Linked DNA regions of Homo sapiens: region 2 is linked to region 1. Evidence: chromatin loops called from intact Hi-C (ENCODE). Cell type or tissue: Caco-2. All regions are shown on one strand. Each heading gives the region's core, and the rest is flanking DNA. Links, peaks and the distances in the headings are about the cores only.

The links. A loop is a pair of places that touch in the nucleus more often than their neighbours do. Peaks named below come from ENCODE experiments on the same cell type or tissue, not always from the same donor. Only the 100,000 strongest peaks of a DNase experiment are listed, where the experiment ranks them.
Region 2: it touches region 1 in a loop (20-fold over the local background); 3 of 110 quality-filtered maps call a loop at or near these places.

The regions. Positions count from the first base shown.
Region 1 is chr2:188,511,316-188,514,242 of GRCh38, reverse strand. All of the region lies in intron 4 of GULP1 (GULP PTB domain containing engulfment adaptor 1), which reads right to left. Among named protein-coding and RNA genes, the nearest start is that of MIR561, 220 kb to the right of the region's middle. In Caco-2, for the core only: CTCF peaks have their summits at 158 (motif pointing left) and 1,581 (motif pointing right); no DNase peak of the experiment used is centred there.
Region 2 is chr2:187,657,875-187,660,801 of GRCh38, reverse strand. No RefSeq gene overlaps it. Among named protein-coding and RNA genes, the nearest start is that of TFPI, 100 kb to the right of the region's middle. In Caco-2, for the core only: a CTCF peak has its summit at 1,628; no DNase peak of the experiment used is centred there.

The sequences.
Region 1 (2,927 bases), core at 141-2,640:
TGAGCTATACATACATTTAAGAAAGATCAATAGAAACAAGTAAGATAATTGTTTACTCAATTGTTTTAGCTCAGGGTCCCAGGTGGCAGGAGCCTTGCCCGATAGCTCGGGGCAAAGCTGGAAACAGCCCTAGACAGGACGCCACCCAGTGGCAGGGCGCACACACACACACACACACACACACACACACACACACACACACTCAGAAGGGGACCATTTAGACAGATCAGTTACCAAACCTGCGCATTTTGGAATATGGGAGGAAACAGGAGTACTCAGAGAAAACCCACGCAGATATGGGGAGAACCTGAAAACCCCACACAGACAGTAGCCCTGTCTGGGAACTGATATTTTTTTTCTCATCAACCTTATAACCAATAACATGGAATAAAACAACATTGAATCAAAGAGTGTTATTCAAGGCCCTGCTGTAAATCCAAATAGACAAAATTTATTACGGTGAATTTTTTTTTAAGAAATATCAGGCCATAGAGTTTACATGAGTACAAGTGTGTGTCTTGCACAATTGTGTGCTTGTGCCTGGAAAATGCAACAAGGTTTTTCTGTTTATTTATGAATAAATACGTTAATTTTAATATTAATATATGTTCACTAAGAAAAATGAGAACACTCCAGAAAATGTATCAATGAAAATAAGCATCAACTTTTACCTCACAGCCAAGAAGTGGCTTTCTTAAAAATATTGCACATTATCTTTTCAATTTACATTAAAATAAAAGTGATCGGCCAATGACAATATTAAGCAAACCTAACAAAACCTCATCAATTACTATATAATTTGGCATTATTGTGTAAATATGCAGGTATAAGTGATTGTATCTACATATATTGAACTTTGAGATTAAAACATTGAATATGACTCCCAAGCAAAATGGACAGATAAGAATGATATAAAACACAGATGGGAAATTTAGAATATTAGATTATAAAAGGTAAGATGTAGTCATTGATCTAAAAATGTTTTGTGTATTATTAGTCTATATAATGAAAGTTATAACAGCATGGCATATAGTTCGTCAGATTTTACAAACTAGTAAATGTCTTTTTTAAATCTTCTATAAAGACTCTGATAAATACAGAACAAGTTTCTGATACTATAGATATAATTTTATATTCAACATAAATACTCCACCCCATGTATCTCTCCACTCAATGTATTTGAATACTTATTGTTTAGGCAGATGTACAAAAGACAGCATTTTACAGGCTGCAGTCTGCTGAAATTAAATCTATAGAAATGTTATCAAACTTGCTATTGTAAACAAAATATTTACCTTGGTGACTCTTAAAATGCTAGTAAGATATGTCGTATTTGGTTAATATTTTCCAAAATTCCTATAATTATTTTTCAAATAGTTAAAATGAAAACAAAGACTTCTCTTTTAAGCTAATTTCCACAAGTGATGTCTATATTCATTTCTTCCATTCTTTCACTGTATTCTATTTAACAAAATGTGTGGAAGTTTGAGGATTCTACCCTCGTTATCAAATATTATTCAAAATGGAAGATTTTTTCACTTGAAAGGCTGAATAGTTGTTTTATAACTTGCTTCTTTGCCAGTAGAGAGCAGTGTTGGACATCATATGGACTCATTTAGAATATCTGCTTTCCTTCCTCAAATGTTTCAGAATCACTATGAATAATGTAGGACTGTTTTTAAATATCAGAAAAATAACAATTAAATAGCTAAAGAGTTACGAAGTCTAACTGCTATGAAATTTGACAGTATTTAACATACAAAGGACATCATTTATAACAAAAATGTCTGGAATACACATTTTATGTATAGTAAATTCAAAATATGCCAATTTTATGTAGATAATATGTTCTCTACAGAATTACTGTAAAATATTAAGGGAGAATAATTCCTACTTTTTATAATATAAAAGTTTTATATTGCTTCAAGATTAATAAATATTGGTGGCATAACAATGAATATTCTCATTATTTTTTAAAAATGCGTATATATCTTTGTAACCAATGTTGCAGAGCCTCAAATATGATGGGACTAATTTTCTTTGAGGCAATTTGACTCCATATGTGCAAAAAAAAGGAAAAGTATTTAAGCCTGTTAGCTACTCAACTGTACCTAGTAGATAAGCTATATAGGAGTAAGCTAATTTAATTTTATAGCCTTTATTTGGCTGACTTCCTATGGTCCCATTGCCAAGCAATACAGAAAAAGCCATTTTTAAAAAGCACATCATAATAGTCATTTGCTAAAGCAGGGTCAGAATCAACTGGATTTAAACTTATTAATCAAAACTATAATCCTGAAAAAAACTAAAATAGATACACCAACAAAAGGTTATACTTTAAATTTTAAATTAAATACTCTAAAAAGGTTATCCCTTTAAAGGACAAGGAAGTTTTGATAGAAAATTTTTAAAATATGGACTGAGTATTAAAAAGTCCACATTTTATATTTAATATTTGTTCCTCATTTTATTATAACAATTATTTATTACATTGTATTTGTTCATGTTTTACATGGATATAGGGTATATTATTTTTATAGTCTCTTGTTTTAAAATACAATTTCCATGTTTAAGTCCAAACAAGTCTACTTGCTATAAACAAGAAACTGTGTTCATTGCTCAGGAGGCTCTCCCACCGAGTTTGTACCACATGGTCACACTAAGAAGCAGCGAGTTTTTGTCCTGCCTGTGGAGTCCCTCCCACACTCAAACATCCTTCACATCTGAAGAGTGAGACAGGTGGAGTAAATAGGGCATTTATCTGTATTGCTATCAACAGAAGTGTTATAAAAATAAATAAGCATCAACTTGAATAGAAAACCAAAAGCATGGGGTTTGGAGCCAGGCAAGCTTCACAATTCATTTCTCACTAGAGAATCACATGATTATAAAACACATGGGCTGTGGAAATATTCTCATGTAACTTG
Region 2 (2,927 bases), core at 140-2,639, 850 kb after region 1:
AAAACCTAGGCATTACCATTCAGGACATAGGCATGGGCAAGGACTTCATGTCTAAAACACCAAAAACAATGGCAACAAAAGCCAAAATTGACAAATGCGATCTAATTAAACTAAAGAGCTTCTGCACAGCAAAAGAAACTACCATCAGAGTGAACAGGCAACCTATAGAATGGGAGAAAATTTTCGCAACCTACTCATCTGACAAAGGGCTATCCAGAATCTACAATGAACTCAAACAAATTTACAAGAAAAAAACAAACAACCCCATCAAAAAGTGGGTGAAGGATATGAACAGACACTTCTCAAAAGAAGACATTTATGCAGCCAAAAGACACATGAAAAGATGCTCATCATCACTGGCCATCAGAGAAATGCAAATCAAAACCACAATGAGATACCATCTTACACCAGTTAGAATGGCAATCATTAAAAGTCAGGAAACAACAGGTGCTGGAGAGGATGTGGAGAAATAGGAACACTTTTACACTGTTGGTGGGACTGTAAACTAGTTCAACCATTGTGGAAGTCAGTGTGGCGATTCCTCAGGGATCTAGAACTAGAAATACCATTTGACCCAGCCATCCCATGACTGGGTATATACCCAAAGGACTATAAATCATGCTGCTATAAAGACACATGCACACGTATGTTTATTGCGGCACTATTCACAAGAGCAAAGACTTGGAACCAACCCAAATGTCCAACAATGATAGACTGGATTAAGAAAATGTGGCACATATACACCATGGAATACTATGCAGCCATAAAAAATGATGAGTTCATGTCCTTTGTAGGGACATGGATGAAATTGGAAATCATCATTCTCAGTAAACTATCGCAAGGACAAAAAACCAAACACCACATGTTCTCATTCATAGATGGGAATTGAACAATGAGAACACATGGACACAGGAAGGGGAACATCACACTCTGGGGACTGTTGTGGGGTGAGGGTAGGGGGGAGGGATAGCATTAGGAGATATACCTAATGCTAAATGATGAGTTAATGGGTGCAGCACACCAGCATGGCACATGTATACATATGTAACTAACCTGCACATTGTGCACATGTACCCTAAAACTTAAAGTATAATACTAAAAAAAAAATTCACATTTCCAGTTTTTCTTCATAACTTAGATCCAATAACAGAAGCCCACGTTGCTGCTTTGGAGTGAATGCTTTGCTGGATGGGAAATTAATCATAAGGCTGAATCAGGGATTATAAATCCCTTATATCATAAAGCTGAAGCAGGGATTAAATGAAAAAGGAAAAAAATTAAATATCATTGTTGCAGGACTTTTCCTTAGTTCAGCTAAAAACAGGGTCCTTGTCCCACAGCCACAAAAATTTAGGCTTGCAGACAATTTGAAGGGTGAGTAAAGCAGGGTTTTATTGGGTGAAAATGAAAAAAAGAGGGAACAGTGACTCTCCAGAAGGCCAGAGTCCCTGCTGGTGCACTTCCCATCTTGCAGCTTGAATCCCAGTTTCCACAGGAAGAGAAGGGGCCAATCTCCTCCCCGCTACAATGGCGTGAACTTCTGTGTCTCCACCAGGTGTGCAAGTCAGGTGGAGTTTTTCTGAGGACCCCTGGCCACCTGTCTGTCTCATTGCCCCCTCTAAAGAAGTGCATCTAACTGCCCTTAGAATAAGGAAAAGGATAAGGATGAAGACGGGTCTTAACTGCATCCTACTGACTGTTTTGGGGAACTGCAGTCAGAGCTCCCTCAGAGGCTTATCTAAGGATGCCTGACAGAAGGGGCTGTAGTCAGAGGCTCTGGTTGCATGACCTGAGTTTGATGGCCTGAAGTCAAAAAACGACAAACCGGGTTATTAGAAAACATCTATGAAAATGAAACAAGGGGAAGGGTAAGGACAGCTCAAACATCCTGAGTTCTTTTACTAGTTTGCAGAGATAGCGGGAAGCCAAAAGCCCCACTGGTTAAAAAAAAAAAAAAAAACTTTATCCTCTTGCCAGCATGTTAGGCTTCTGGGTTCCCTTCCCCTGGGACCAATCTTAAGCCAATCAGTTTAAGGTTTGGGAAATTAACTCTTTCCAGTTTAGAGGATGTATCTGAGGAGAGTGTTCCATAGTACAGAGACACAATTACCTATCTGTGAAGAGAGGACAGAGGAGGAGAAAGGAAAAAAGAAGGCATTTTTCAAAGGAATCCCAGGGGCTCAGGATGCATTTGAGAGAGATACAGACTGAAGATGAATGACAACCCATCTAGAAAGAGAGGAGCGGGTATCCCTGGTTCCCTTCTCTTCCTAGCAGATACCCGGGGTACATGAGGGAGAGAGGGAAGAGCATCCTCTTTCCCTCCTCCATTCTTGCATCTCCAAATCCTGGTGACCTTGGCAGGTGCCGCCACGGGTTGCAAAGCAGCTTGCACCCATGAATCAGGGAGGGCCTAAAGAATAGGAATTGTCTGCTCTCACCTATGTATTTTTCCCTCCTACTATCAGTAACCTTGGATTACCTAGATCTCATTTATGCCATGGATACTAATGTGGCCTTTATCTATGAAACAGGAAGCTTGGGCTTGGCTTAATCTGCAGGAATCAGCCACATTCACCTATGCTGTGCCTTTTAACTTCCATTATTGTCTGCCTCTGGATCTCTTATATCTAGTTTTCTTTCCTAGGGCTTTGACCCAAAGCTTAGAATTGAGTTTGGGACAAATGTGTCTGTGGGATGTTGCATGGACTCCTTATCATAATCTGAATGCTAAGGTGAAACTATGGAACTGAGTCTCCCTCCAACAAGCAAGAGAGAAGGATGTCTTATGACACACCCAGATAACTGGTGGCTATAGTTATGCTTGCTAGGATTTGGGTGCATGGTGCTTGGCTTTGGTTAGCACCCTTGGTCTTACCTTCCCAAAAAGAAAACCTCTGAGTGATGGACATCTTTCTTATTTCTAT